Linked DNA regions of Homo sapiens: all the other regions are linked to region 3. The links are chromatin loops, found by intact Hi-C in ENCODE. Cell type or tissue: heart right ventricle. All regions are shown on one strand. Each heading gives the region's core, and the rest is flanking DNA. Links, peaks and the distances in the headings are about the cores only.

Evidence for each region. A loop is a pair of places that touch in the nucleus more often than their neighbours do. Peaks named below come from ENCODE experiments on the same cell type or tissue, not always from the same donor. Only the 100,000 strongest peaks of a DNase experiment are listed, where the experiment ranks them.
Region 1: it touches region 3 in a loop (2.8-fold over the local background); 48 of 110 quality-filtered maps call a loop at or near these places.
Region 2: a loop joins it to region 3, with 2.6 times the contacts of the local background. A loop is called at or near these places in 46 of 110 quality-filtered maps.
Region 4: a loop joins it to region 3, with 2.7 times the contacts of the local background. A loop is called at or near these places in 15 of 110 quality-filtered maps.
Region 5: it touches region 3 in a loop (6-fold over the local background); 8 of 110 quality-filtered maps call a loop at or near these places.
Region 6: a loop joins it to region 3, with 2.2 times the contacts of the local background. A loop is called at or near these places in 13 of 110 quality-filtered maps.

The regions. Positions count from the first base shown.
Region 1 is chr7:156,967,726-156,972,626 of GRCh38, forward strand. NOM1 (nucleolar protein with MIF4G domain 1) reads left to right here. Exons shown (of 11, transcript NM_138400.2): 10 at 1,362-1,471; 11 at 1,804-4,901. The coding sequence ends at 1,978. Among named protein-coding and RNA genes, the nearest start is that of NOM1, 20 kb to the left of the region's middle. RefSeq lists a silencer at 605-796. In heart right ventricle, for the core only: a CTCF peak has its summit at 2,627 (motif pointing right); no DNase peak of the experiment used is centred there.
Region 2 is chr7:157,338,146-157,343,046 of GRCh38, forward strand. All of the region lies in intron 1 of DNAJB6 (DnaJ heat shock protein family (Hsp40) member B6), which reads left to right. Among named protein-coding and RNA genes, the nearest start is that of DNAJB6, 3.6 kb to the left of the region's middle. RefSeq lists enhancers at 42-91, 2,394-2,914. In heart right ventricle, for the core only: a CTCF peak has its summit at 2,157 (motif pointing left); DNase peaks (open chromatin) are centred at 391, 1,798 and 2,146; H3K4me3 peaks cover 1,979 bases; H3K27ac peaks cover 3,355 bases.
Region 3 is chr7:157,271,057-157,275,957 of GRCh38, forward strand. No RefSeq gene overlaps it. Among named protein-coding and RNA genes, the nearest start is that of DNAJB6, 63 kb to the right of the region's middle. RefSeq lists enhancers at 759-1,527, 919-1,213, 1,528-2,297. In heart right ventricle, for the core only: CTCF peaks have their summits at 2,680 (motif pointing left) and 2,879; DNase peaks (open chromatin) are centred at 1,115 and 2,695; H3K27ac peaks cover 1,220 bases.
Region 4 is chr7:157,395,952-157,400,852 of GRCh38, forward strand. All of the region lies in intron 8 of DNAJB6 (DnaJ heat shock protein family (Hsp40) member B6), which reads left to right. Among named protein-coding and RNA genes, the nearest start is that of DNAJB6, 61 kb to the left of the region's middle. RefSeq lists enhancers at 2,171-2,250, 4,732-4,901. In heart right ventricle, for the core only: CTCF peaks have their summits at 2,119 (motif pointing right) and 2,318; DNase peaks (open chromatin) are centred at 2,158 and 2,600; H3K27ac peaks cover 3,456 bases.
Region 5 is chr7:155,794,651-155,799,551 of GRCh38, forward strand. No RefSeq gene overlaps it. Among named protein-coding and RNA genes, the nearest start is that of SHH, 15 kb to the right of the region's middle. RefSeq lists an enhancer at 4,271-4,350. In heart right ventricle, for the core only: CTCF peaks have their summits at 2,482 (motif pointing right) and 2,681; a DNase peak (open chromatin) is centred at 2,481; H3K27me3 peaks cover 3,735 bases.
Region 6 is chr7:157,385,104-157,389,875 of GRCh38, forward strand. DNAJB6 (DnaJ heat shock protein family (Hsp40) member B6) reads left to right here. Exons shown (of 10, transcript NM_058246.4): 8 at 438-508. Among named protein-coding and RNA genes, the nearest start is that of DNAJB6, 50 kb to the left of the region's middle. In heart right ventricle, for the core only: CTCF peaks have their summits at 2,285 (motif pointing left) and 2,485; a DNase peak (open chromatin) is centred at 2,248; H3K27ac peaks cover 1,807 bases.

The DNA.
Region 1 (4,901 bases), core at 581-4,580, 300 kb before region 3:
TGTTGGCCAAGCTGGTCTGGAACCCCTGACCTTGTGATCTGCCCTCCTCAGCCTCCCAAAGTGCTAATATTACAGGTGTGAGCCAGTGCGCCCAGCTGAAACCTAGACATCTTACCAGGTGGAGTTGGGGTTAGATGTGGGCCTGTAAGGCTTGGATGGTGGGACCAACAGACTCTGAATAGCCAAAAAAAAAAACTGGAGCGCCTGGGGGGCAAAGGGAAGTGAAAAGCAGAGATAGTTGAGGGGCGTTGACTGCAGTGGCCCAGACCCACAAGACAGCCGCAGCCACAGCTTCCCGTGTGTTTCTGTGTGTCGTGTGCAGTTCATCAGCATGCCGGCTCCAGTTCACCCTGCGTCCCTTGCTGTGTGGTGTCCAAGTTTGGCCACTGTACTGAAAATGAGGGCACCGAGCCTTACGCCAAATCCTGACAACTGGAATAACTTAGCTCATGGAGGAGGCGTTGCTCCCCCTCCGCTCCCCTGCCTTGCCTTTCGCTCGCCCAGGCATTGCGCTCATCCTGGAACAGCACAGATGCTACCACCGATGAGCGGGAGAGGCGTGGCAGGAGCACACCCTCAGGCGTAGAGCTTTAGAGATGCCCCCCGCCCTGCCCCTCCGGGCTGCTCTCATTCCGAGTTTCTCTGTGTTTCGACCATGCTTTTGTGGTCTCGCCGCGTCCTCGGGTCCGCAAGCGCCTGTGATGGTGTTTGGCTGCGCACCTCCCTGTGGGTAGCATTCCCGTCACCATGCGTTTAGTCCCCTCCTCTAGCTCGCTGACATTCAGCTAAGATTGCAGTGGGTCCACGTTGGCGCCCGTGAGTCTGTTCTGGGTAGCATCCTACTGTATACGTATGCCTCAGTTTATATACTTACTTATCCTACTGATCCGTGTTTATTTCTGATTTTTTGATAGTTTTCTAGGGCAGAGATATATATGGATTAGTCTTCTAGAAGTAAATTTTATATATATATATATATATATATATATATATATATATATATATATAGTTTTAATTAGGGGATGGGTACTTTTGGGAATGGAGGTAATTTATGGTTCAGTTCTAGATACTGAATTTCTGATTCATAAGGTGTATGACCCGGGAATTCCACTTACACTGCTGAGTTGTTCTCAACGGTGGCTGTGGCCGGCCACACCTCTGCCAGCAGTGTGTAGGAATTCCCAAGGCCCACATCCTTGCCAACAGGTGTTCATTTCTTAGCTCTGGAAATAGCTTCTTAAATCGGGTAGAGTGGGGGAAGGGGGGAGATTAATTTTTACTCTAATTAACTATATTACAAATCATTGAAAAAGTTGGCTAAATCAGTGTAACTTTATTTTTCTCCATGTCCTGACCATTAGGTAGTTGAATTCAGTGAATTGGACAAACCCAGAGTCCGTTTTTTACGAAAAGTATTAAGTATCCTATTAATGGAAACAGAAGTTGAAGACCTCAGTTTAATTTTCACAAGGTATGTGCCCCACCCTTTCCGACGAGACATGGAAGAGAAATGAAGAGATTGTTTTCACTTGTGTTGATTTACAAACACAAGGTTGTACTATACGTGTAGCTTAATCTTTTCGGTTTTATTTTTAAGCTGGTATGCATTAGATCTGGGGAATAGAAACTTGTCTGCTAGCAAACTAACAATGATTGTTAATAATAAAATATGTTAAGAAGTTCTTAATTGAGAATTTTATTTTTAAAAGAAACTGGTTATGTCTCACTATGCGAGATACCCAGGATTGAGATCTAGGAGAGGCCAGCTCAGCCCTGACATGTGTTTATACGATTCCTTTCCAGAGTATCTGACAACCCAAAGCTGGGGGTGTTACGTGAGGGTTTGAAGCTTTTCATCAGCCACTTCTTGCTAAAGAACGCACAGGCCCACAGAAGCGCCGACGAAGCCAACGTGCTGAGAGAGAAAGCTGACCTTGCAACGAAGTGTCTGCAAGGAAAAGCTTCCCTGAGAATGTAGTCAGGGAAGGAAGGAGGGCAGGTGGCCCTTTGACTGTAAAATGTCCTTGGTAAACCCAAAGGCTTATTCTGTTGCCTGCGTGTGAATGTTTGGTAGAGCTATATCATTGTCTGTTAATGTATTATATTTTGAGATTTTTTTTGATCTAAGGTTTTATTGTTTGTATTTCAAGCCATTTTCAAATAACTATCTTGGGGGTGAGAGGAGAAGGAGGGAGGGAAAAGGGGTCAGGCACACTGGACAGGGTTCTCTAAGCAGTGAGGCTGGTGTGTATGATTGTCTTAAAATTTTTTAATAGATATGGCCGAGCGTGATGGCTCACCCCTGTAATCCCAGCACTTTGTGAGGCCAAGGTGGGCGGATCACTTGAGGCCAGGAATTTGAAACCAGCCTGGGCAAAACCCTGTCTCTACTAAAAATATAAAAATTAGCCAGGCATGATGGCACATGCTGGTAATAGCAGCTACTGAGGTGGCTGAGGCACAAGAATTGCTTGGACCCTGGAGGTAGAGGCTGCAGTGAGCCAAGATTGTACCACTGTACTCCAGCCTGGGCTGGACAGTGAGACTTTTGACAGTGAGACTGTCAAAAAAAAAAAAAAAATTAATAGATAAAACAGGCCACTAGAGGGTGCAGTTATAAAGAAATTGATGAGGTTTTTACCTTTTTAAAATATTGGTTAGAAGTTCAAAAACCATCCCTTAAAGGTGATTGTTTTTTTGAGACAGAGTCTTGCTCTGTCACCCAGAGTGGAGTGCAGTGTCCTGTAATCTCAGCTCACTGCAACCTCTACCTCCCGGGTTCAAGCGATTCTCCTGCCTCAGCCTCTTTAGCTGGGACTACAGGCGCACGCCACCACGCCCGGCTAATTTTTGTATTTTAGTAGAGATGGGTTTCACCATGTTGGCAAGGCTGGTCTTGAACTCCTGACCTCAGGTGATACACCCATCTCGGCCTCCCAAAGTGCTGGGATTACAGGCTTGAGCCACCACGCCCAGCTTAAATGTGATTCTTGATACTGTTTTAAGTATTTAGGTTGCAATTAACTTTGGCAAAGTCAGTCGACATAAGCCCTGTGGATATGGCCTTATGTACACTGTAATGCAGACAGGTGCTTTTCATCATTCATGTAACATTCTCACACAGTTGAGGATATTCATCTCCTCACCAATTCCAGATTGTAAATGTACCATCTTAAACAACTCTGAGGTCACCAAACAGTAGTTATTTGACTGTTAATAGGTGCTACTTGCTTGCAAGGATTTGGAGATGTAAACATGAAGAAAATATAGTTACTGCCTGCAAAGAATTAACATCCGTCTAGTGGGAGAAACAAACACACCCCACTCACTAAGTATGGAAAACTGATTCTGGGAGGAAGCAGAAATGTCCCTAGATAACAGCATGTATTGCAGATACCCAAATGTTTATTGTTTTCTCAGCCCTTCAATTTTGCTTTTCTCTCTCAAATGCTACAGACTCAATTTAAATCTTACCTTTGATTGTTGAAAAAAGTCACTAAGATGTGAATACAGAATAGACATTGAGAGGTTATATATGTCCAAAACTCATCTGTCCAGCAGTCACCGTCCTCTTCAGAGTGGTCACGTTGGGCAGATGGGCACAGGTGCTGGTGATGCCTCTCCTGGGCAAAACGCCCCATTTGTGGCACTTTCAGATACTATTTATTTACTTTTTAAGAGAGAGACAGGCTCACTCTGTCACCCAGGCCAGAGTGCAGTGGCACGATCATAGTTACCGCAGCATCAAATTCCTGGACTGAAGCGGTCCTTTTGCCTCAGCCTCGCGGATAGCTAGGACCACAAGCAGTAGAGACAAGATCTCCGTATGTTATACAGGCTGGCCTCAAGTGATCCTCTTACCTTGGCCTCCCAAACACCGGGATTATAGGCGTGAGCCCCCGTGCCTGGCCTCAAATTTTATTTTAGCTCGACCCTATGGCAGTTTGTGTTTGGAAATCGTGATGTGAAGTCATCAGTATCTGTGCATATCCCTAAACTAATGGTTTAAGCTTTGAAGCATGCGCAAGCAACATGAACAACTGAATACAGAAAGTAACTGAAAGCAGCACAGAGACTGTGTCGTCCCTACAGACTTCTAACCCTGCATTCAGCAACATCATTCGACCCGAAGCCAGATTCAAACCCTATGTCTTCTAGCAGGTTCTGAATTTAGAGGACAAATAAGGTGACAGGTACTAAGAGAAGAGTGAATTAAGTGAAAATCTTCCCTTTGTTAAGGAGCTTTTTAACAAGAGTGTCTTTGCTGGGTGGTGATTGGGATGTAACAGATCAGTTCTACTGGACTTGTAGCTTGATAGTGAAATAAGGAGCTTGGGCTAAGGTATAAATCAACACACTGCTTCCTTCCTCCAGAAGGTCTTACTGTGAAGGAAAAAATGTCAGTTGAACTAAATTGTGCTTCACGCCTCGGTAGATTTGCATTCTGATGCAAGCCCCCAACCTCACGGACCAAGAGGATCCCTGGCTGCCTGTGAATGGCCCACATTTGAGTGGTGCTAACTTGATGTGAGTAGGCATTAATTATGGGTGCGGCTACTAAGATGGGAAAAACTATCACGACAGTGGCACCACCTGATTTCATGATGTACCATATGCAGTAACCCATGTTTGAGGTACAGAATTGAAGCTGATTTTTCTGCAAAAGATGAATTTCTATAAACAATCCCATTTTTATATTTTATTATTAAAACAAAAATACCTCTCTTTGCTAGAGAGTTATATGTATGACTTAAATTATTAGCTATGGTTTGCATTTAGTACATGGCAGATTGCCTGTAAGTCTGTTCATTTTAACAACATACAGGGCTGGGCACGGTGGCTCACGCCTGTAATCCCAGCACTTTGGGAGGTTGCGGGTGGATCACTTGAGGTCAGGAGTT
Region 2 (4,901 bases), core at 351-4,350, 67 kb after region 3:
AAGACCGAAGAAAGGAAACAGACGTTAACCATTAAAGCTTGATTGCTGCTGCTTCGTGTTTAACCGCACTTTTCCAAATAGTGTTGCGTATCAGAACGATTCATGATTTCTGAAAGGAATTATATGCAGCCGCCTTACTCCTCCGCCAGTCCACCCGTCCCGCGTTCTCTCTGGGTTTACTCCAGACTTCCTTTTTTTTTTTTTCCTGAGACGGAGTCTGTTCTGTTGCCCAGGCCAGAGTGCAGTGGCGCGATCTCCACTCACTGCAACTTCCAGCTCCCAGGTTCAAGCGAGTCTCCTGCCTCAGCCTCCTGAGTAGCTGGGGTTACGGGTGCTCGCCACCATGTCCGACTAATTTTTGTATTTTTAGTAGAGACGGGGGTTTCACCGTGTTGGTCAGGCTGGTCTCGAACTTATGACCTAAAGTGATCGCCTGCCTCGGCCTCCCAAAGTGTTGGGATTAGAGGCGCGAGCCACCGCGCCTCGCCGACTCCAGACTTGTTTCCACTCCTGAGGGCCTTAAGCTCCCTTGGAGTTTGTGCTTTCACATTTCTTTCTGCCTTCCGTGATAAAGGGATGAATAGTTTTTATGCACGCTTCAGCGAGCTGCGGGTTTTTGTGGATTACGCAGGCTGTGAAATTTGGGAAGTAAGTTGCCTTAAGTTGGTAGATGTGGAGATTTGACAGGAAGTGGGAGAACAAAGGGGTTGGGAAGCTTTTGGAAAGTGTCCAGGCTTCATCTGTGCTGTGGAAGGTGAGAAAGTTGGGAATTCCAGAGGGCAGAGCTCTTAAAGAATTTGAGATGAGTTCAGCACTCTCTTCAAAACAGTGTTTTAAAATTTATTTTCTTCTGGATATGAAAGTGTTAGGTTTGGGAAGTAATTCTGGCTGTAGGACAGTTTTTCCGGAACACTAGGTGGGGAGTGTTGAATGTTGTGAAGACTAAAATATGCATATGGTATTACAGTGTGATACCTGTTACTGAGTGGCGTACATTAGCTTTCATTTTTAAGCAAGCCCGTAATTCCCTTCTATTAACTCTGTTTTGGACAGTGGTACCCGTCACCCTCATCAGTCTTCAACCTAGATAACCTAAATCCAGGTCTGAGGTGGGGGTGGAATGGTCTGTTTGCACCTTTTTTTTTTTTTTTTTTTTTTTTTTTTTTGAGACGGAGTCTTGCTCTGTCGCCCAGGCCGTAATTAATGCGGTGGCGCGATCTCGGCTCACTGCAAGCTCCACCTCCCGGGGTCACACCATTCTCCTGCCTCAGCCTCCCGAGTAGCTGGGACTTCAAGCTTCCGCCACCACAGCCGGCTAATTTTTTTGTATTTTTTTAGTAGAGACGGGGTTTCACCGTGTTAGCCAGGATGGTCTTGATCTCCTGACCTCGTGATCCGCCTCCTCGGCCTCCCAAAGTGCTGGGATTACAGGCATGAGCCACCGCGCCCGGCCTTTTGTGTGTGTGTGTGTGTGTGTGTGTGTGTGTGTGTGTGTGTGTGTGAGATGGAGTTTAGCTCTTGCCCCTGCTGGAGTATAATGGCACCATCTTGGCTCACTGCAACTTCGCCTCCCAGGTTCAAGCGATTCTCCTGCCTCAGCCTCCCGAGTAGCTGGGATTACAGGCATGCGCCACCACGCCCAGCTAATTTTTTCTATTTTTATTAGAGACGAGGTTTCACTATGTTGTTCAGGCTGGTCTCGAACTCCTGACCTCAGGTGATCCACCCGCCTCGGCTTCGCAAAGTGCTGGATTACAGGTGTGAGCCCGCGCGTCCGGCTGTCACTTTAAAGAGTATTATAAGAGGGCACTTCATAACTTGGGCAGGTATTTTTAGTCATCCTGAACGTGTCGCTGTGGACTGGGTGTCACCGCGGGACCGCACAGACACCTTACTGTCGTCTGCTGTAAAGGTCAGCTTCTATATTGGTTAATGCTTACAGATATCTGTTGAGGAATAAGAGAATGTAATTAGCCTTTGTATTTGTGAGTTGACGTTTTGACGGGATTTTTACTTCTTAGTATTTATTTGCATCGAGGTTACACACTGGATTAACAGCGTTTTTTGGAAACCTTTTTAAAACTTTTTCATTTCCTCAGAAATGATTCTGTTCAAAATGTGGTTTGGTTAAATTTGTGCAGGACCCCACCTGGTGGTGAGAGGCGGGTAACTGCAGGCTCATTAGCGAGTAAGAGTAGGATCAGTGGCAGGATTTAGCAAATGGTGTAGTTCAAGGATGAATAGAATTTGAGAATATCAAACTCAAAAAAATGAGGTTAATGAGAAGAAGAGCAAAGTTGGTGAAAACAAGAATATGTTAGAAACGATGATGTAGGAATGGAAAAACGACAACGCCTACCTGCAGAAAAGTCAACTAGTAAAAATGTGATTTTTTTTTTTGTATTGATATTAATGAGGTGTTTTGTCAAACAAAACCCTTTATGTTTTTGTATGGACATAAATCACTGTTGACCTGTTTCATGTTCCTGGAGATATCCTACTTGAGAAGGAATATTGATTGATGATTAGTTGACTGACTGATTTACTTGAGATGGAGTCCTTGCTCTGTGTCCCAGGCTGGAGTGCAGTGGCGCGGTCTTGGCTCACTGCACTCCTGGGTTCAAGCCATTCTCCTGCTTCAGCCTGCCAGGTAGCTGGGATGACAGGCGCGTGTCACCACGCCTGGCTAATTTTTGTATTTTTAGTAGAGACGGTTTCACCATGTTGGTCAGGCTGGTCTCGAACACCTGACCTCAGGTGATCCCCTGCCTCCGCCTCCCAAAGTGCTGGGATTACAGGCGTGACCCACCGCACCTGGCTGTGTGTGTGTGTGTGTGTGTGTGTGTGTGTGTGCGCGCGCGCAGGTGGAATCACCCTGTGTGCCCAGGCTGGTCTCGAACTCCTGGCCTCAAGTGAGTCTTTCATCCCGGCCTGTCAAAGTGCTAGAATTACAAGTGTGAGCCAGGTGCCTGGCCAGATTTTAGATTTTTTTGTTGTTGTTGAGATGGAATCTCATATTGCCCAGGCTGGATGCAGTGGCGCCATCTCGGCTCACTGCAACCTCTGCCGCACGGGTTCAAGCGATTCTCCTGCCTCAGCCTCCCGAGTAGCTGTGATTACAGGCACCTGCCACTGCTCCCGACTGATTTTTGTATTTTTAGTAGAGACGGGGGTTTCACCATCTTGGCCAGGCTGGTCTTGAACTCTTGACCTCGTGATCCACCCGCCTCGGCCTCCCAAAGTGGTGGGATCACAGGTGTGAGCCACTGCGCCAGGCCATATTTTAGAATTCTTAAGCTGTGTTGCAAAATTACGTGTCTTTGGAAGGGTGATTTAGTTTACACTACATATGATTTTTCCCCCTTTGATATTTTTCTACTTACCTTTTGCCACCAAAGGCTTAAATTAAAAGTGTGTTTTATATTTGTGTTGTGCATATATACGTGTGTGCTCTAGTTGGTATGCTTATGAACTGTGTACTAATACTTATTCCTCTCTGCCACCTTGAGATGGCATGTACCACTTGGGTGGGCTTTGAATCTGAAGTTATTTGTGTTTATAGGAATGTCCAGGACACAGAGTGCTTAGAAAGTATTGATTGAATTAGATTCTTTCTAGTTTGTGTATGTCCTGATGACCTTCCTGTGATTAATAATGGAATCCAGAATTCAAGAAAGTTGGAAAAAATAAGTTTCAGCAGCACTGGAGACTGAGTACTTAACCGAGTGTTGCTTTGTTTATTTTAGAGTCTCACACTGTCACCCAGGCTGGAGTGCAGTGTCGCGATCTTGGCTCACCGCAACCTCCACCTCTGGGGTTCAAGCGATTCTCCTGCCTCAGCCTCCCTGGTAGCTGAGATTACAGGCGTTCGCCACTACACCTGGCTAATTGTTGTATATTTAGTAGAGAGTGGGTTTTGCCATGTTGGCCAGACTGGTTTGGAAGCAGGTGATCCACCTGCTTTGGCCTCCCAAAGTGCTGGGATTACAGGTGTGAAGCACCGAGCCTGGCCCTATTTTATTATAATAATAATTTTTTTTGAGACAGGGTCTCACTCTGTCACCCAGACTGGAGTGCAGTGGCGTGATCTCAGCTCACCCCAGCCTCCGCCTCCTAGTGTCAAGTGATTCTCCTACCTCAGGCTCCGGAGTAGCTGGGATTACAGGCACGTGCCACTATCCTGGCTAATTTTTTTTTTTTTTTTTTTTTTTTTTTGAGTTTCACTCTTGTTGCCCAGGCTGGAGTGCAGTGGTGCAATCTCAGCTCACTGCAACCTCTGCCTCCCAGGTTCAAGCGATTCTCCTGCCTCAGCCTCCCGAGTACATGGGATTACAGGCATGCACCACGACACCCAGCTAATTTTGTATTTTTAGTAGAGACAGGGTTTTGCCCTGTCCAACTCCTGACCTCAGGTCATCCGCCTGCCTTGGCCTCCCAAAGTGTTGGGATTACAGGCGTGAGCCAGCGTGCTGGCCTAACTTCTATATTTTTAGTAGAGATAGGGTTTCACCATGTTGGCCAGGCTGGTCTTGAACTTGTGACCTCAATCCACCTTCCTCGACCTTCCAAAGTGCTGGGATTACAGGTGTGAGCCACCAAGCCTGGCCTATTATGATTTTTTAATGAAAGGGAGTTAAGCTTGGAAGTATCTAATAGGTGATGAGTGCTAGTTGAAGAAATGGTCTCTGATCTTGAGTAATGGGGAAATAACTTCTGTGTTTGTTTCAGAAATATTTTAGGACATACTGGATAATGAAATAAGTAGGTGATGTGTGTGATAAGGAATGAAAATTCACTGCTGTGGGTTTTTTTTTTTCCTACCTGTCTGTACTTTTTTTGTTTTTGCTTTTTTTTTTTGTTGTTTGAGACCAAGTCTCACTCTGTCACTTAGGCTGGAGTGC
Region 3 (4,901 bases), core at 402-4,401:
GCACTTCTAAATGTTGACAGGAGGCAGTGTCCGTCATTAGCTTATAACTGAGGGCCTTATTTATGTTCAAAATACTGAGCTGAAGACTCTTGACACCAATTTTACCGTTCAGATAGGAGCTCCCACCACCAGCCTCGTCTTCCCTGACCCTGGAGTGGGCAAAAGCAAACATAGAGGCTCGAAGGGTGTCACAGGAGGGAACCATAGCCAGCCAACTGGGGCTGCCTAGAGAGGCAAATACGGCAGAAGTCACTGGGTTTTTCTTTCTGCACGATCCAGAATAAAGAAAGGCACACCTGTTGTGCTCATTAAGGTGATCTTATGTCATGGAAGCAGCCTGGTGTCAGTCTTGAATTTATCGTGGAGGGTGTTCACATACTGAGTCACCCAAAGAATTCAATTGCTGGCAATGTTTCTTAGATTTGTGGATAGCACAAGGTCCATGCGTCTCCTTGAACTGCCAGGATTGCAGACAGAAGTCCGCCTCCACGATGGGTGCTCCACGCCTTCACAGCTCAGGACCCGCATGTGAACTGGCCAGCGTCACTCCACGTACGCACCGTGCTAGGTAATGGGATGGCGCCGATGGACTGATGAGTTTGAGGTGATGACTGAATGGATGCTGTCGTGCTTGCATCCACAGACTTGACAGGACCAGAGCTGTTAGAGCTCATTCAAGTGTGAGGGGGGTAGTCTTTCTTAAAATGGTATCGTGTTCATGGTCATCAGCTCCCTGTGGCTGCTGTAGCAAATTACCACAAATCAGGTGGCTTAAAGCAGCAGCATTTCTCTCCTCCAGGGATCAGGAGGCCTCACAGCCTCAGGGAGGAACCCTTTGTCTCCTCCAGCTTCTGGTATCTGGTGTCTTCTCCCCCTGTCTCCAGTGTCCTGCCTTTTTCCTATAGACACCCCTGTAATCCAGGATGACTTCATCTCAAGATCCTCAATTACATCTGCAAAGACTTTTTCCAAATAAGGCCATGTATGTACACATGTCCTGGAGTCAGGACGTGGCCTGTTTCTTTGGGCAGCCCCATTCTGGCTGTGTTGATTTAAGTGTGGTAGGTAGACCCGTGGGGATTTCGAAACGTGTTCTGGTTGTACTTGGCTGTTGCCCACGCAGACGCAAACAAGCCTTTCCTTTGACTCAGTAAAACGAGCGGTGCATGAGATCAGTGTTCCCGGCCCTTCCTGAAGGCCATTGTGTCTCTAGGGGTTGGGGCTTAGCAGTCTGTATTTTTTATAGTGTCCTGGATAATCCTTCACAGGTGATTTCTGGAAAACAATTAGACAGTCTCAAAAAATCCTTTCAATGTTAAAAACTTCTAGGTTGGGAGTTGCAGGGCATTCCAGCTGATTTGCCTGGAGTTCATTTCTGGTGCTCCAGGGAGTCCTGATACCCGCAGCACCTGGGCCGGAACCTCCAGCTGTACGTGCCATCCAGGCTCCATGGAGGATGGTCTGTGGCACAGCTGCCGACTGCTCGGCTGTGGCCTGGCCCACAGCCCTTCGAGCCTCTACGTTTGCTTTTGCCCAGTCGGGGGTCAGGGAAGATGAGGCTGGTGCTGGGAGCTCCTATCTGAACCGTAAAACTGGTGTCAAGAGATCTTCAGCTCAGTATTTTGAACATAAAATAAGGCCCTCAGTTATAAGCTAATGATGGGTTCTAGAGGCTAATTGCAGCCCGGAGCCAGACGTGAGACTCCAGTCCGGACTGCGTTCTATGTTCCCGACACGCGGGCTGTCCCTAGGCACCTGGCCCTCCTCAGGTCAGCCTGGCCTTCTCCCACTCAACACCTACCACTGCATCACAGACCCTCCCAACAACACCTGAGGCCTTCCTGCCGCTTTCTCTGCCCCTCCCTGTCCCAAGCCATTGGCTTAGAATTGCAGCAAAGTGTCCTCCGTCCTCAGTTCCTGCCCACTGCCAAAGTGACCCTGACCTCAAGTCAGTTCATGACACTCTGGGCAAGACCTTCCAGTGTGTCCCCAGCTCAGGGAGAGCTGAGACCCTGTCATTCGCCCCTGGTGCCATCAGACCGCGCCCCTCCCCGGCTTGGGGCCCTGGGATGTGTGCTGTGCTGTGGCGCATGGCTGATCTCGTGTTGTACAGCAGTTTATTGCCCAGTGCCACCTCCCCTGCCACACCCTATTTAAAACACAGCCCCCCTGACCTCAGCACATCCATCCTCTCTTATTGGTATCTTTCTCTAGAGTGCTGATTTTCATCTAATACACCATGTACTTCACTCACCTATTACTTCCTTTCTCCCCCACCATGTAAGTTTCATGGAGGGTGGGAGGTTAGTAAACTGCTGTTTACCAAGCATGTAGAATAACGCCTTGCACACAGCAGATGCTCAGTAAATACTGGTTGAGTGCATGGATTTGCTACATCTATGGAGAACAGTCTTGCTAACTAAGGTAAATTTCAAGTTAGCCCCTGTATGGTTCCTACCCTCAATTCTTGGACCCCCATTTTTCTCACGAGAGCCTCCCTGCGGCTGCCAGCCGGCCCTAGCTCAGGGTAGGAGTGGGCGCCCGGTGCAGGCCGCCCAGGCACCGCCTTTCTGGTGGTCCCACTGCGGGCAGCTGCCCACGTGTCCAGCAAGTGCCTGCCTGGCCTGCTCCAGACCCCGGGTCGGCTTCGTGGTCCTGGGCAGTGCGTGGGCTCCATCTGGTGGTCAGGAGTGGGCACTGCGTGTGGAAGGGCGCCCGGCGCTCTGGAAGGTGATCTTCACCCGGGTGCCTGCCCCCGCAACCAGAGTCAGCAGGCTTGCACTGCTTGTGTCTCCTCATCAGGAAGTGGCTAATAAAATAGCAATATAAAGCTGACCTTTTAAGAGAAATGTTAAAGTTTTTGAGATGGAGTTTCCCTCTTGTTGCCCAGGCTGGAGTGCGGTGGTGCAATCTTGGATCACTGCAACCTCTGCTTCCTGGGTTCAAGCAATTCTCCTGCCTCAGCCTCCCACATAGCTGGGATTACAGGCACCCGCCACCACGCCCAGCTAATTTTGTATTTTTAATAGAGACAGGATTTTGCCATGTTGGCCAGGGTGGTCCCAAACTCCTGACCTCAGGCGATCCGCCCACCTTGGCCTCCCGAAGTGCTGGGATTACAGGCGTGAGCCACTGTGCCCAGCAGAAATGTTAAAGTTTAACATCCCATTGCCTTAGTTCCTCAAATGTTACACACACAGCAGCAAGCCAGCAGTTTCTACTAGGTTTACAGTAGAGAAGGGAAACCTGGCCAGGCACCCGAGCTCATGTCTGTAATCCCAGCACTTTGGGAGGCCAAGGCAGGTGGATCGCTTGAGGCCAGGAGTTTGAGACCAGCCTGGGCAACATGGCAAAACCCCATCTCTACAAAAAATAAAAAGGTTAGCAGGGCATGGTTGGTGCACGCCTGTGGTCTCAGCTACTCTGGAGGCAGAGGCAGGAGGATCGCTTGAACCCAGGAGGTCGAGGCTGCAGTGAGCTATGAATGGCACCACTGCACTCCAACCGGCCACAGTGTGAAACTCTGTCTCAAAGAAAAGTGAAAACCTTTGTCCACACACAGACTTGTACACAAATGTTCATAGCTGCCTTATTCACGATCGCCAAAGGATGGAAACACACAAGTGTTCATCAGCTGAGGAAGGAATAAACATTATGTGGTCCCTCTGTGCAGTGGAATAGGACTTGGTCGTAAAAAGAAGTGTGGGCCAGGCGCGGTGGCTCACGCCTGTAATCCCAGCACTTTTGGAGGCCGAGGCGGGCAGATCACGAGGTCAGGAGATCAAGACCATCCTGGCTAACACGGTGAAACCCCGTCTCTACTAAAAATACAAAAACAATTAGCCGGGCGTGGTGGCGGGCGCCTGTAGCCCCAGCTACTCAGGAGGCTGAGGCAGGAGAATGGTGTGAACCCAGGAGGCGGAGCTTGCAGTGAACCGAGATTGCGCCACTGCACTCGAGCCTGGGCGACAGATTGAGACTCTGTCTCAAAAATAATAATAATAGTAAGTAAAAGGAAGTGTGATACACAGCAGCATGGGTGCGCCTCAGGGACGTTAGATACAAAAGGACACATGCTGGGTGACTCCTTGACCTGAAGTGTCCAGCACAGGCACATCCCCAGAGGCGGGGTGCAGACTGGTGCTTGTTAGGGCTTAGGAGGGAAGAGACGGGCACTGACAGCTGATGGGTACAGGGCTTCTTTGGGGGCTGACGAGAATGTTCTGGAATTGGTGGTGGTGGCTGCACAATCTTGTGAATATACTTAGAAATAGGAAACTGTACACAGCTGGCCCTTGCGTAACACGGTCTGAGCTGTGCAGGTCCACCAAAGCGTGGGTGGGTTTCTTTTTTTTTCTTTTTCTTTTTTTTTTTTTTTTTTTTTTTGAGATGGAGTCCCAGCCTCCCGAGTAGCTGGGACTGCAGGCGCCCACCACCACGCCTGGCTAATTTTTTTGTATTTTTAGTAGAGACGGGGTTTCACCGTGTTAGCCAGGATGGTCTCGATCTCCTGACCTTGTGATCCACCCGTCTCGGCCTCCCAAAGTGCTGGGATTACAGGCGGGAGCCACCGCGCCCGGCTACATGGGTGGTTTTCCATGAAAGCTGCCCTCTATTGAGAGGCCAGCCTCTCACCTCGCCTTCCGCCTGCCCTTCCTCCTCTAGCCCACTTTATTGTAAGAATACAGCATATGATACGTAACATAGAAACCATGTGCTAACCACTGTTGATGTCACCAGTTGGTTAGGCTTCTGGTCACCAGCAGGCCGAGTTACATTTTTGGGGAACACTGCCTAGTTCAGAGGAAAGACTGGAGTTGGAAATTCTGTCAAACCCATTTGAAGAAGCTTGGAATTTTCTAATTTGGGGGTGTATTTACCTTATTTCATTCTTACCTTTG
Region 4 (4,901 bases), core at 379-4,378, 120 kb after region 3:
TTTTTTTTTTTTTGGAGACGTAGTCTTACTCTGTCACCCAGGCTGGAGTGCAGTGAAGTGAACTCGGCTCACTGCAACCTCCGTCTCCTGGGTTCAAGCGATTCTCATGCCTCAGCCTCCTGAATAGCTAGGACTACTGGTGTGTGCCACCACGCCCAGCTAATATTTTGCATTTTTAGGAGAGACAGAGTTTCACTATGTTGCCCAGGCTGGTCTCAAAACCCTGACCTCAGGCAATCTGCCCGCTTCAGCCTCCCAAAGTGCTGGGATTACATGCGTGAGCCACTGTGCCTGGCCCCATGTTCCTTTTCAAGATTTAATGATTAAGTGGGCAACAGTTAAATCCCTCCAGCGCCTCAGCCTAACCAGGGAGCGGGGCAGTCTCAGGGCGACGTGTTTCTTGAGGACGCTTAGATGCCTAGGGTTCCGTTTATAAAGAGTTCCTTCAATAAAAATCACACTTAGACTTTATGTAGTGGGCAGTTAGAAACAGGGAACTAAAGACTTTTCCTTTCTCTGCCTCCAGCAAAGCCCAGGCACCCCACCCAGCACCATGCTGTCAGCCGTGGGGACAGGCAGCCCAAGGCTGCAGGGAGAGGGCCCCAGGAGGCCTGGCCCTGTGGGTTGAGGCTGCAGTGCGCCCTGGGCCCCCTCCTCTGCTCTCAGTGTGAGAGTCCACTCTCTCTGCTGCCCTCTGGGGTACTCTGTGGACCGCAGCTGTGTCCATACTAAAACATGACCAAAGGCTGTAATTTCCGGCTTTCATAGCCCTTTGTCAGGGTATCGTATATTGTGAGTTCCTGGGAAATGGGCACAAATCAAAGGGACCCAGTTCGGGGCAGGGAGGCCACAGCGTATCCCCCGAGACTGAGGAACTTCAGACAGTTCAAGTCTAAGGGGTTTTTCAGGCATAAACATCCACCGCCCGCCTCCTTTTCTACATGGGAAGGCCGACGCCACAGTGTGCTTTAGTTGGTTTCCATCTGAAAGGGGTCCTGAACCTGCCACGGGACGTGATGCCAGTGGTAGCTGAATGTGCCTCACTCCAGGTCCTCCTGGAATTATCCTCACCACTCGGCTGAGGGATGCTGTCCACACCCCTCTCACCGATGTGGACGTGTGCACGCGGTGTGTGTGCAGAATCCAGGCTATCAGGATGCTGTGCCGTGGCTGCCCCTGCGAGGCCCGTGTGAAGCCAGCCCCGTGCGTCTGTAGCTACCCCTTGAGGAGTAACCCGAGCGGCGTGCTTCCTGGGAAGTTGCTAAGCTGCGCTGAGGTGGTAACAACAGCATGTGGCCTCCACCTCACGTAAGCATTTGGTGTCTCCTTGAACCTCTGTTGTGCACCAGCACCTAGGAGACACTGAAGAGCCAGACCCAGTCACGGCCGCCCAGCCAGGGAGAGGGGGTGCGGGTGAATGGTGTCCTGCAGGTGCTGGGCCGGAACCTCTGTGTCGCTGCGGTGGTGTGTTCAGCTCTGACATGAGTGGGGATGCCAACCCCAGCAGGGCTTCTGGGAATCTTTTGGCCTTTTGTTGGCGGGGTTTCGTGAGCCTCTTATGCTGGGAGGAATCCAACAGGAGACTTTCCTCCTCATTGTCCTCAGCCTTCGCCCGTGCTCCGATTTCCTCCTGTGTCCCCATGTGTGCTCCAGTGCCACCATCCCTCTCCCAGCTGGGCCCTGGGCACGTCCCCGTGCCGTCAGCCAGTGCGCTCTTGGAGCAGTTATTTCCAAACCGACCTTCACGTCTTCATTCCCTGGAGCCACCTCTTCATAAGTAGCCATGAAGAGTTAATTGTGGCACCTGTTCTCCCTCTCGACCTCTGCCCTTCATCCTTCTCAATTCAGCTTCTATGTCACGAGCCCATCACGTGGCTGGCAAAAGCAAGTCACTGTCCTGTTTAAAACTGTTCAGGAGTCTGGGCGTGGTGGCCCACGCCTGTAATCCCAGCTACTCGGAAGGCTGAGGCAGAATTACTTGAACCGGGAGGCAGAGTTTGCAGTGAGCTGAGATGGCGCCACTGCACTCCAGTCTGGGCAGCAGAGCGAGACTCTTGTCTCAAAACAAACAAAAACTTGTTCAGCCTTCGTACCTGCTCTGCCCTGTGTTTGAAGCCGGGTTCCTAGCGTTTCCCCAGCAGATGGCGTCTGCCATTCCAGGGCTGTTCGATGTGCCTTTGTATCTGCAGAGTGCAGACAGACAGCACTGCCTTGCCACATTGTTTGGAGTCTGTCCACCCTTGAGCTCCCTAGGAGTGAGGGCAGGGTCTTGCTGGGTGTCCCCAGTGCCTGGCACACATTAAATGTTTGAATGAGCCCATCTTCTGATGGGCCAGGCATGCATTTTTGGTTGTTTGAATAATCTGCAGTGTGTGAGTGGTATTCCTAATTTGTGTAAGTAGCGACTAACCCCCCTCTCTCCCCAAAAAAAGTCAAAGAAAGGAGCAGTCTCCCCAGGGGCCTCGTGGATTGTGTGTATTTGGGAAAAGCGTGTTTTTATCTGCAGGAGTTTGTTTTCATCTGCGTGTTATCAGCCAGGCTCCTGCACTCCATTCAGACTCCATTTGGGGAAGAAACTGGAGCCTCTGATAAGATGGCCATGCCCGCGCGGCAGCTGCGGAACATTCCTCTAATAGCTTCTCGATGATTTCAGTGTGTTTTTGGCTTGAGGGGGGGGATGCTGGCAGATCTTGTTTCTGTTTTTAAATTTTATTTAACTGTGGTTACAAAACAGGATGTTTTCTGGTATATTTAGTTCCCCCAATAAAAAGAAACTTGATCTGTTGTAACCAGCCTACATTTTAGTAATTTATAAGGTTTAATATTTAATTCACACACAGGAAGAAGCAGAAATTATACCCAAACAGTAAATTATCTATGGGCTGTAGAATTAGAAGTGACTTGTTTTTTCTACAACTAATGTGTATTGCCTTTTCCGTACAAATTGCTAAACTAAAATTGTTTAAACAATTAGTGGTAAATTTCCAAAGAAGAGTAATTAATGGTATTACATGGAAAGTTTTAAAAGGCTATATAGAAAGATTTTAGAAAATGGTTGGCTTTCAGAAAGTGGTGTTGGCTCTCAGAGGGTGAGGCTGAACGGCAGTGAATGCCCTTTTTTGGTTTTAATTTGGGGAATTTTAGGTTAATTTGTGAGAAGTTGAGTTGTTTTCTTAAGGATGTTTGTAGAAGTTCCGCTGACAAGTTTGTTGGGGGCTCTTCGTGTGAGATCTTGCACGAGTCAGGCTGCTTGACTGGAAGGTTCTCAGCAGCTTTTGCAGGTCGGGTCCCTGTGGCCCCCCGCCATCCCCTGCCTTGTCTGGTGATGCTCATGCCTAGAAGGGAGGTCTTTCGCCTCCTGATGAGTAGGTGCCAGGAAAGTGGCCCTGCCCCTGCTTGGTGCTAAAGAACAGCCCTGACCGCATCAGGACATTTTGGCCAGTGGTGGTCCACGTAGACCGCAGGGGTTGCGTAAGGTTAGGACGGCATTTTCACTGCATGTGATCCAGGTTTGTATCCTTGCCGTTGACCTACAGCTGCTTGCAGCGCTCAGTGCTGGGATGGCGGCACAGGTTTGCGGCCTAGCAGCAGTCGGCCGGGCCCTGCAGCCTGGGTGTGGAGTGGGCCGTGCCCTCTAGGCCTGAGTGCGGTGACATCACCTAACATACCCCTGTTGCTAAGCTGCATGTGACTATATATCTATATATCTCTCTCTCTATCTGTATTTTTTTTTTGGAGATGGAGTCTCGCCCTGTCGCCCAAGCTGGAGAGCAATGGCACAGTTGTGGCTCACTGCAACGTCCGCCTCCTGGGTTCAAGCAATTCTCCTGCCTTAGCCTCTGGAGTAGCTGGGATTACAGGTGCGCGCCACCACCCCTGGCTAACTTTTGTATTTTTAGTAGAGACGGGGTTTCACCACGTTGGCCAGGCTGATCTCAAAATCCTGACCTCAGGTGATCTGCCTGCCTCAGCCTCCCAAAGTGCTTGGATGACAGACGTGAGCCGCCGCACCCGGCCTGTATTTTGTCAGGAGAATATCAGCATGAGTTAAGTTTATGATGCAGGTGTTCAAAGTTTTTGTTTAGTTGGGGAAAGTGCAGTATTTTGTACCACCCAGTAAAGCCTTTGTAAAGCCAAAACATGAAGTAGATATTGATCACTAATAAGGTTTAATACAGTTGGTTTTGCCTTTTTTCGGTTTCTTTGTGAGCTGCAGTAACGGGAAAGCAAGTTCTAGGGAAGTGTGAGCATGAGGTGCTGGGATGCCTGGGTCCCCGCGCCTTTGTGTATGTGCTCGCGTCTAGGGAGTTCTGAACATGGGGGATGCCCGGGTCCCCGCGCCTTCGTGTACGCACTTGTACGTAGGGAGGTCTGAGCATGGGGGATGCCTGGGTCCCCGCGCCTTCATGGACACGCTCGTGTGTGGTGTGCCGTGATGCTTGCTGTGCAGCAGGCCGGCTGGTGGAGAGCTTTCGCTGGCACCGAGCTCTTCTCCTTGGTGTGGCCGTCGGCTCCATCCTGGTCATCCTTCCCTGGTAGGTGTTACTCTAAAGCTGGGTCCTAAACCTGGCAGGAGCTTCTAATGAGAAGGGGCACTTGATCCTCGGGTGGGCTGTGTTTACGTTCTTGGCTCTGGAATTACCTTTGTCTTGCGGTCTCCGCCGCTGGTGGTCTATGTCTCATCACCAGGCTCACCGCCGGGGCTCTTGCGTCCGCCTGGCACGTGTCAGCTGTGGGTCCGGGATGAAGCCCGGGTGGAAGTCGAGGGTGTTGATGAGGCACACAGGTCATGAGGCGGGGCAGGAACTGTGGGTGGGCGAGACGTGAGTGGGTCATGGAAGGATCTTTCTGGAAGTGAGTTGGTCGCTGAATCCTGCAGAGGGGCCTGGCACAAAGGTGTG
Region 5 (4,901 bases), core at 632-4,631, 1.5 Mb before region 3:
TTTTAAAATTAGTTCATCGTCTTGTGCTCTGGAAGTGTGTTCCTTACATTGAACTAGGAAAATATAGCAAATAGAACAAATCTGCCTGTATTTTTTTAAGTTACTGAAATCCGGCTGGGCACGGTGGCTCACACTTGTAATCCCAACACTTTGGGAGGCCGAGGTGGGTGGATCATCTGAGGTCAGGAGTTCGGGACCAGCCTGGCCAACATGGCGAAACCCCGTCTCTACTAAAAATACAAAAATTAGCTGGGCATGGTGGCAGGTGCCTGTAATCTCAGTTATTTGGGAGGCTGAAGCAGGAGAATTGTTTGAACCTGGGAGACAGAGGTTGCAGTGAGCTGAGATCGTGCCACTGCACTCCAGCCTGGGCAACAGAGTGAGACTCCATCTCAAACAAAAAAATAAAAATATAAATATAAATAAATAAAGTTACTGAAACCCCACCACGTGTTGGTGTGCTGCCTAATTCCAGCCAATGCTTCATCTTAGCAACAGCTGAGATCTCTGCGGGCTGCATATGATCTGTCTCTGCCTTGGACCGTTTTGATGCCTTGCCTGGGAGCTTTGTACATTCATTTATCTTTTTCCACAGTTGTAATAATTGCCTGATGATTGAAAGCTCTTTTTTTTTCCTTTTTCGTTTTTTTTTTTTTTTTTTTTTTTTTTTTGGCTGAGGTCAGTTCTCTGGGCAGCGTTCCTCCAATCCACCTCGTGGAAGTCCTGGGTACATCTCAGCCACTTCTCTTTCCTTCTCTTTTCTCTTCTCCTGGGGTCTTTCCCTCATGTATGCTCACAGCCCTCCCAGTGGAGCAAGGAAACTTCCAGTGTCTAGAACAGAGAGGGAGCTGCGACCAGAGGAGAGGTTGGCAGGGTTGGCACATTCGCTGAGGGGTCTTGGGAGGGGTGCCTGTGGCTCACCTGCCCTGGAAGGGTGGGCTGCGCCTCTGCCCCACTCTGCCTGGCTGGCCGGGTGTTCAGGGCAGGTGCTCCCCAGGGAGGGGCATCCAGGGCTGGGGCTCCCTCAGTACTCCCTTCTTTCATTCTTGATGTGGCCCTGGACACAGAGCAGGGACTCTAAAATTGCTCCCACAACCCACTAGTGGGTCCTGAAATCAATTAGTCGCCGGCTTGAATAAAGAGACGATACTGCGGTGTAGGGTAAATATTCTTGGCAAACTCTGGCTTTGGTGTGACACACGTGTGTAGGTGCTGCGGTGAGGGTGTACTCCCGGGTGTGTGTGGCCCGTCATCCCACACGGTTACTGCACACTCAGCCTGACACGGTTTCTGTACATGTTATAAGGAATCTTCCAGTAGGTTTTTATTTCTGAAACTTTTTTTGTGACAAAGGAGAAAAAGCTGAAAGAGGTGGTTTTTCAGATCCAACCTCAAGGCAGGGCATCCCTGGGGCAGCTGGTCACCACCCAGAGAATGGGGCCTTCTGTGGCGCTGGGGAGGGTCTCCTATCCCAGGACGGCCAGCCTTGGCCCGGCCCCTGGGTCCTCCTGATGCTGGCCTTGCGTTGCCGCCTGCCTGGGCTGGGACCCGGGCTCTAAGCACTTGCTAGTGATGGGGCAGCCTTTGTGTTTCACCAACCTGGATTCCAGAAGAGTGTTCCTTAGGGTCAGCAGAAACGCTCCATCTCTTCACCTGGGTTCTCATATGTCCTAGAACGCTTTCCACCCAGGATTTGACTACGAGAGGACACCACCAGTCCCTGTTTCAGAGCGAACACTGTTTCTATCCATGCACCTCTGTCCAGGGCTCGGCGCCCCTCGGCCTGGCTGTCCCATCCCCTCCTCCGCGCTCCCTGGCCTTCACCGCCTAGCACACCTGTTTATTCAGCCTGAGACCTGCTTCTGGAGCTAGAGAAGATGGGCTGGAGGGAAGGGGCTGCTGCAGTGGGTGGGTGGCCCCGGCCAAGTCTGTGCCGCTCCCTGCTCCCCGCGAGACCTTGCGCCCCCTCCGAGACCCGCTCTTCCATCTGCACAGAGGGAGTCGTGGTGACAGGACGAGGTTTCCCGTGGAACCCTCGGGACAGCTCTGGACGCTCGGGACTCGGTCGCTTTCAGGGTCAGATGTCAGAGGTGGCCTTTGCCCTCTGCCCTCAGCCAATACTTTTCCTGATTTCCAGATTTTTCAGTTTCTTTCCTCTCTTGTGCTGACGGCCGGCACCATCCCCTCACTCTCCCACGCCCCTGCCTCTGTTTTTGGCTGAGGCCTCCTGCGGGTCCCGGACTCAGGGCGGCCTCTCCGGGCCGGCCCCAGCCCCCCGAGGCTGAACTGACCCCTCTGGAGAGGAAGGCGCGTGACCCCCTGGTGCTCACCTCGCCGCCCCTCCTTGACGCTCCCGTGGGTGGAGGTGGCCTGTAGTCACCCGCCCTCGGTTTGAAGGGACTCTGACGCTTGAATCCTTAAGGGCTCACCTGGGCTGTCGGACCGCCGGCTACGGCCCCGCGGCGTTTCCCCGAGGCGACCACCAGAGGGCGCGCGGACTCCACCAGGGCAGCGCGGGGACGGCTCCCTCCAGCCACCGCTCTCTCCAGCCCCGGGCCCCAACTCCAAGGCTCCCTCCAGCCCCGGGACCCCGGCTCCCCCCAGCCCCCGACCCGGCTCCCCCCGGCCCCAGGCCCCAAGTCCACGGCTCCCTCCAGCCCTGGGACCCCAGCTCCCTCCAGCCCCGGGCCCCAAGTCCACGGCTCCCTCAGCCCCAGGCCCCAAGTCCACGGCTCCCTCCATCCCCGGGCCCCAAGTGTCGGCTCCTTCCAGCCCCGGGACCCCGGCTCCCTCCAGCCCCGGGACACTTCTGGAGAAGCAGCCAGGAGCTGGTCCAATGGCAGGTGCCACCTGCACCCAGCACCCTGCAATTCTGGGGAGAGCATGGAGGTGCAGGGAGAGGAGAGAGCCCGGACGTGGGTAGGTAAACTCCCCAAACGTCCACCCTGTGCTGCCAGTGCCTTTTACATGCAGAGGCTGTGGAGGCTGAAAGACCACCGGAGCCCTGGCTTGACCAGGGCTGGAGAGGAGGAGAGCACCGGCCTGCATCCCTCGGAAGCCGAGTTGGAACTGCAGAAGGAGCCTCCTGCTGCAGTCTGCTGGTGTTCGGTGCAGATCCAAACTGTGGATGGGCTCCTGGGCACACCCAGGGGTGGGTGGCTGCTTCTCTCGCGGGTGGTGCCCGGCGCTCTGCAGCTTGGCCCTGGGGGAACCAGGCCCAGGATAGTGCCCCAGCCGGAATCTTTGGAAGGTAGGAACCTGGACACTGGGCCGAGGCTCACTCCACTCTCCGAGGCCCCAGGCACAGGAGGGAAGATTGCGCCGTCCCCTGCCACTCACAGAGCAGTAAGAAGAACAGCTGCCATTAGAATGGCGCGCCGTGGAGTAAACACGGGCAGGCTCAACCGTGCCTTGGCTTCCTGGGCTGCGCGGAGGCTCTCATCCTCTTTCTGAAATGGCAGGGACCACATTGTCCTCTCCACAGCCCCATTCCTCTGCGGAGGCTCCTGCCCAGTGGGGCCTGCCTGCTAGGTGGGCCGCCTGGGCCATGAGAGCCGCAGAGTTCTGGCCAGAGGCCTTCAGCTGGGATTCTGAGACCTAAGCCATGGAGTGAACAGACGCTCAGGGGGTGGGGGCCTTGACGCTCCTCGCAGAGGCAGTGGGTTTGTTTTGCTGGCTTTAGGTTGCAGGGTTCTGAGGCAAATCCTTACGCTAACCTCAGATCTGGAGGAAGGAACTTTCCTTCCACTTCCCCTGGAAGCAAAGGCTTGGGCCCTGACCTGGGATGGGGGATTCCATCCAGGAATCAATTCTGTGTGGGGGAGAGTTTTTTCCTTTGATTCCTGGCATACTCTCTCTTCTACTATATCTTCAGTTTTCTGATGTTTCAACCCTCTTGTTTCAACCTCTTTGCCCCATCTGAAAACACAGCTGCCCTCATCTTGAAAACCAAAGGTAGCCGTTAAAATGCACCCTCCATACCCACTCTCATGCCTCCCTGCATGAGGACCCAGCGCTTGTTTATAGAGTGAAGTGTGAATTACAAATGTTTTGGTCTTAATTTGAGAAAATTAAGCTCAGCCAAAAAAAGAAAAGAAAGTCATCTCCAAATCCAGACTTCCTGTTTTCTAACTATGGGGTGATCTGCACAGATGAGAGAGTAACACGGTGCGGCTTCTGCTAACTGCTCTGGGGACTCCACGGGCTGTGTCTGGACCCCGCCTCTCCTGCACAGGGTGTGCCTGGCAGTTTAGCTCACACCTGATCAGCATCGAAGGGTGCTGTTGCTCTACCAGGCAGACGTGGCTGCCTCCGGGGTCTTCCTGGACTTGTTAACCTCCCGAGGCCCCTACGGCTCTCAGGGAGAAGCAGGAGTGAGTGGGCAATTCTAATTGAATTCTAATTGAGAAATATGCTGCGATGGTAGACAGGGCACTGTGTTCCAGCTCCTGCCCTCAGCCCCCAGCCCCTACCGCCAAGCTTGATTTCAATCCAAAATCCTAGAAAGAGGGTTGGCAGACTTGGGCAGAGAGCCAGAGAGTAAATACCAGGCTGTGCGGGCCAGGTGGTTTCTGTGGCTTTCCTCTGGGCTAGTGGAGAGGCTACTCCAGACAACACGTGAGTGAGTGTGGGTGTGTTTCAATAAAACTTTATGTATGGACACTGAAATTTGAGTTTCACAGAATTGTCACATGTCAGAGAATAGCAGTCTTCTTTAGATTTTTTGTTTTTAAACATTTTAAGAATGTAAACACAGTCTCAGCTCAGGGACTGTGTGAAAACAGCCCTCGGACCAGATTTGTCCCAGAGGCCAAAATTTGCCCAGCTCTGTCCTGGAACATAAATCCCAGGGAGTGCCCGGAAACGGCAGGGCTCACGAAGGGTTTTGTGACTCGTTTGTA
Region 6 (4,772 bases), core at 1-4,000, 110 kb after region 3:
GTTGTATGCTAAATCTGGCGCCATGAAAATCTTTTGCTCTCCAAATTCATTAATTAAAGCCTTTTCTCTTAAATTTTACTTAACTGTTGAATTATTAGAGGGAATCTTTAATGTAATACAGTGTAATAAGTTTCTGCAGCATTGTTAAAATGGTAAAATGGAAAATCATTAATAGTAAAGCCTTTACTGTTTTATAGCCTCTGCATGTATTTAGCATCCGCCTGTACGGTATTTGAGACACAATTTATTTTGTCAGGTTAATTCTATTTTAGGAAAGGAAGATGTGTTGTTGACAGGTTGGCTTCAGCCATGTTTTTACAGCCTGAAAATTACTTATATTCATGGTGTATTTCAGTAATGTCCTTAAACAACTTAGTTACCCTCACACATGCATTTTCTTTACCAGAAAGGTTTTTAAATGAATTTTTTTCCTACAGAATTGTCGAGAACGGTCAAGAAAGAGTAGAAGTTGAAGAAGATGGCCAGTTAAAGTCCTTAACAATAAATGGTAAGGAGCAGCTGCTGCGCTTGGATAACAAGTAATTCAACGCACGCACTTAACAGAAATGTTAAACTATAACAAGCACCATTTGAGGATTAACAGGAACATTTTTTTGAAGATTTCAAACGAACTCGACTTTCAGTATAATTGTACCTAAAGTATTTATAAACAGCTCATCGGAGCCTCTATTTGTCATAGACTTTTGAGTTGATTGTTGGGACCACATAATAGGACCATTTTTTTTTTGTCTTTAAAATTGTTGTAAATCTCTGTATGCACTTTGCTTTTTTATTAAACGTACTCCAAGGTGAGTCTTGACTCTTTAGTGTAGGACAAGATTGTACACTAACACCAGCATGGACCTGCTTTTCATTGTGTCTGAAATGTGAGCCACGTAGTGTCGGCCTGCTGTGAAGTTAACATTGCCAGGACGATTCTTCTACAGAAATAATTTCAATTTTTTTCAGTATTTAGTAGTGAAAGATATTAATACATTAATGGTAATACATTTCTGGTTTAATATAAATTAAGGATGTTTTCTAGTTGTGCATGAATGCTGGCAACTTAGTAAGTTTTGACAATTGTTTAAATATGTAATGTTAAGCTTAGGTTTAAAAAAGTAAAGCTGGTAAACTGGGTCTTTGTCATTTGCTTTAAAAAAAAAAAAAAAGAAAATAAATGCGAATGTGTTGGTGCATTCTTCCTGAGTGGGATCTGGAGCTTTTTTGTGTCTGTGTATGATTTGTGCCTGGGCTTCTAGTGTCACTTTAATAGCGTTTCGTGCTGTTCATTCAGGTGGATGCCGCACCTCAGTTACATGTAGACATTTTCTTCAGTATATTTGAAGTATATGAAGATTTTCATATTGTAAGTTGTGATTTAGCAATTGATCAAACATTTAATTATGGTAACATTTCTACAGGAGAGGGAAGAAACCATTGTATAATTTTTCACTCTTAAAGTATGTTCTAGTTTGATGTAAGATCACTTACGGATCCGGGCGCGGTAGCTCAACGCCTGTAATCCCAGCACTTTGGGAGGCTGAGGCGGGTGGATCACCTGAGGTCAGGAGTTTGAGACCAGCCTGACCAAGATGGTGAAACCCCTGTCTCTACTAAAAATAGAAAAATTAGCTGGGTGTGGTGGCAGGCGCCTGTAATCCCAGCTACTCTGGAGGCTGAGGCAGAAGAATTGCTTGAACCCGGGAGGTGGACGTTGCAGTGAGCTGAGATCGTGCCATTGCACTCCAGCCTGGGAGACAGAGCAAGCCTTCATCTCAAAAAAAAAAAAAAATCACTTTGGGACAGTCAAGGTCTTTTGTTTCTCAGTTTGTAATATCTTTCATGATTACCATTGGTAACTAGAATCCTAGCTGTAGTGAATATTGAACTAGACTTTGACTGAATTTGAAACTGTTTTGGAACTAAACAGCGTGAAAACCGCTAGAAGGACAGGCGGTTCCCTGACAAACAGCGTAGCGTGTTCCATCCGTGCTGGCTTTGCAGGAGGGCATAGAGATTGCTCGGGATACGCCAGAGCCCTTAAGCAACCTCACGTGCTGTTACTGAAAATAAGTAAAAAATATTTTAAGGAATTTCATAGGAGCTCAAAAAAGCATAGCAACAGTTAAGTAATTGGGGACAGTTGAAGTACAAGAAGAACAACGAGTGATGTGCTTGTCTGTTGTGTCGGAAATAACCCAGCACGCGGCACTTCCTGTCTCTGGATAAGGTAGGTATGCAGCCATGGCACGTGCGGGAAAGCGGGACAGCGCCCTCTAGTGTTGGAAATCCCACTCACAACTAGCATTGTGCGATCATAGAGCGCGCTTTTGTTTATGCCATCAGGACGGGTGGTTTTTTGTTACTAAATAAATTCAAGTAGATACTTGGACTAAGGCGTTTTATATTTTTCATTAGTGGGTGGGATGAGTCAGTGCAGCAGCCTTGAGACATCCAGGGATGTCCAGAAATACCAGGAAAATGAAAAGTCTTTACCTGTAATTCTTAAACTAGGAAGCATTTTGCTATAGCGTTGGTACTACACAATTTTAGAACACATTTGGTTGTTCTAGACTTTGTGGAGTGTTTCATGCAACTCTAGCTGTGAACAGTTTACTCAACATGGTGTTACAGGTAAAATATGTTTGACTCCTAAGGAATCTTTCTTGTGAAAATTTTTTTTTGAGGAGGAGGGAGCATTCATTTGTACTTGGGAAAACTACTGTTTTGTTTGTTTGTTTGTTTGTTTGTTTTTTTGAGACGGAGTCTTGCTCTGTCATCCAGGCTGGAGTGCAGTGGTGTGATCTTGGCTCATTGTAACCTCTGCCTCCCGGGTTCAAGCAGTTCTCCTGCCTCAGCCTCCTGAGTAGCTGGGATTACAGGCACCCACCACCACACTCAGCTAATTTTTGTATTTTTAGTAGAGATGGGATTTCACCATGTTGTCAGGGCTGGTCTGGAACTCTTGACTTCAAGTGATCCATCCACCTTGGCCTCCCAAAGTGCTGGGATTACAGGCGTGAGCCACTGCGCCTGGCTGAGAAAATTACTTTTATTCTGTTCTTCCATTGATAGAAGTGTAATTTTATTAAGTTACTAATAGAATAGAAAGCCTATTTGTTGCTGTCAAATCTTACACCTTTCATTTTTAAACCCCGTTAAGTTTATTCCTAGAGAATTCAGTCTAAGGGTGCATGAGAGTACCTTTGAAAAGTTAGGAAATGGCTGTGAGCATTGATACCATCACTCAAGTAAGTGATGGCTTGGAAGAATAATAGCATTTGATTTAAATTACAGTTTTTGGTAAATTCAACAGTCTCTTTACTTGCTGTAGTGTTGAGCGCCTCTGAAAATAGGAAGCTGAACGCTCCTTAACGGCACGTATCTGGTTGTGCACAGCCCCATGTGGTCCCATCCATTCTGGGGTGTGCTGTCTGCTGTGTTTGGTTTGTGCTCAACTTCCCTGTTTGAGATTCTTTTTTAAGTTTTATTTTTAAAGTCTTTAATTTTTAAAAATACTTCAATAGCTTTTGGGGGGGGGGTAAGTGGTTTTTGGTGACGTAGATGCATTATATAGTGAATTCTGAGATGTTAGTGCTGCTGTCACCCAAGCAGTGTATGTTGTACCCAAAGTGTAGTTTTTTAATCCCTGTTTGGCATCCTTTTGTCTGGAGGGCTCAATAATCTGTATTTTTGTCATCTCCTGTTTTCCTATTCCTTGTAGCTCCCCACCCCGTTGGTTTGATTTGAGTGATGGATTATTCCTTATATTTCTATCCTTTATAAAATTTAAGCTTTTTAGATTCCAAAGATTCCAGGCTTGATTTTGGAAACTCGGGGTTTTAAATAATCTGAAAGATGTCAATCAATAGTGGCATCATGGGCGACTTGTCATTCTTCCTCTTGGAAGTCCTTCAATGAGTAGATTTTAGAAGTGGGTAGAGTTAGTGTCACCATTTGCTAAACTTACCTGTGCACCTAGTGTGCTGAAGTAAATGTTCCTTACAATGTGGAAACGCTTGAGGAACACTGTGGGGTGATTGTCTTTCCAATCAATTTTAATTTCTGTTTATTAATTAGAGCTTGAAAAATGCCTGCTTATCCTGTCTTGATTACCTTCTAGATATCATTTCTTTCCGGGAATACTGATCTTGTTTTAAGCACTATAGAATGAATTAGAAACATTTTTATTTGCAGAGGATTCAACGGTAATAAATAATTGGCATATTATCTCTGTTATTGATTGGCAGCAGTGTTGAAATTTAGCCATTAGCATGTTCAGTGACAGAATGGAGGCAGATGTTGTTATTTCGGAGGTTTTCAAGCACAAAATTATGTTTAGTTGATTTGAATACTTGGTTTCGTGGGGTCTGGAGGGGACTGAATTACATAACCCACTGCTGTTTGTATTTTTAAAAACGAAGGCATGAGATCTTACCCTTTGGGGTCTTGATTTCAAAGCCTTTGGATATGGTATTCCTAGCTGTTCTAGGGACGTGGGGGGAGCTAGATGTAGGCCTTGGTACTAAAGTGTGACCAATGGTTGAAATGGGGTAGACCGAAGTCTGTCATTTGGCTACGTTATTTCGTCTTCCTGTTTAAAAAGGTGAAAAGAGGGAATGTCACAGCAGCTATTCCTGTGTTAGAAATCTAGACGTCACTGATTTCCAGAGACAGCAGAGTTTATGATTGGGCGTTAGAAGGCCTGTCCTGGCTTCTGTGCTTTGGTCAGTATTTGCTGCCTTTTGTGCAGGGTATCAGTCGGTCTT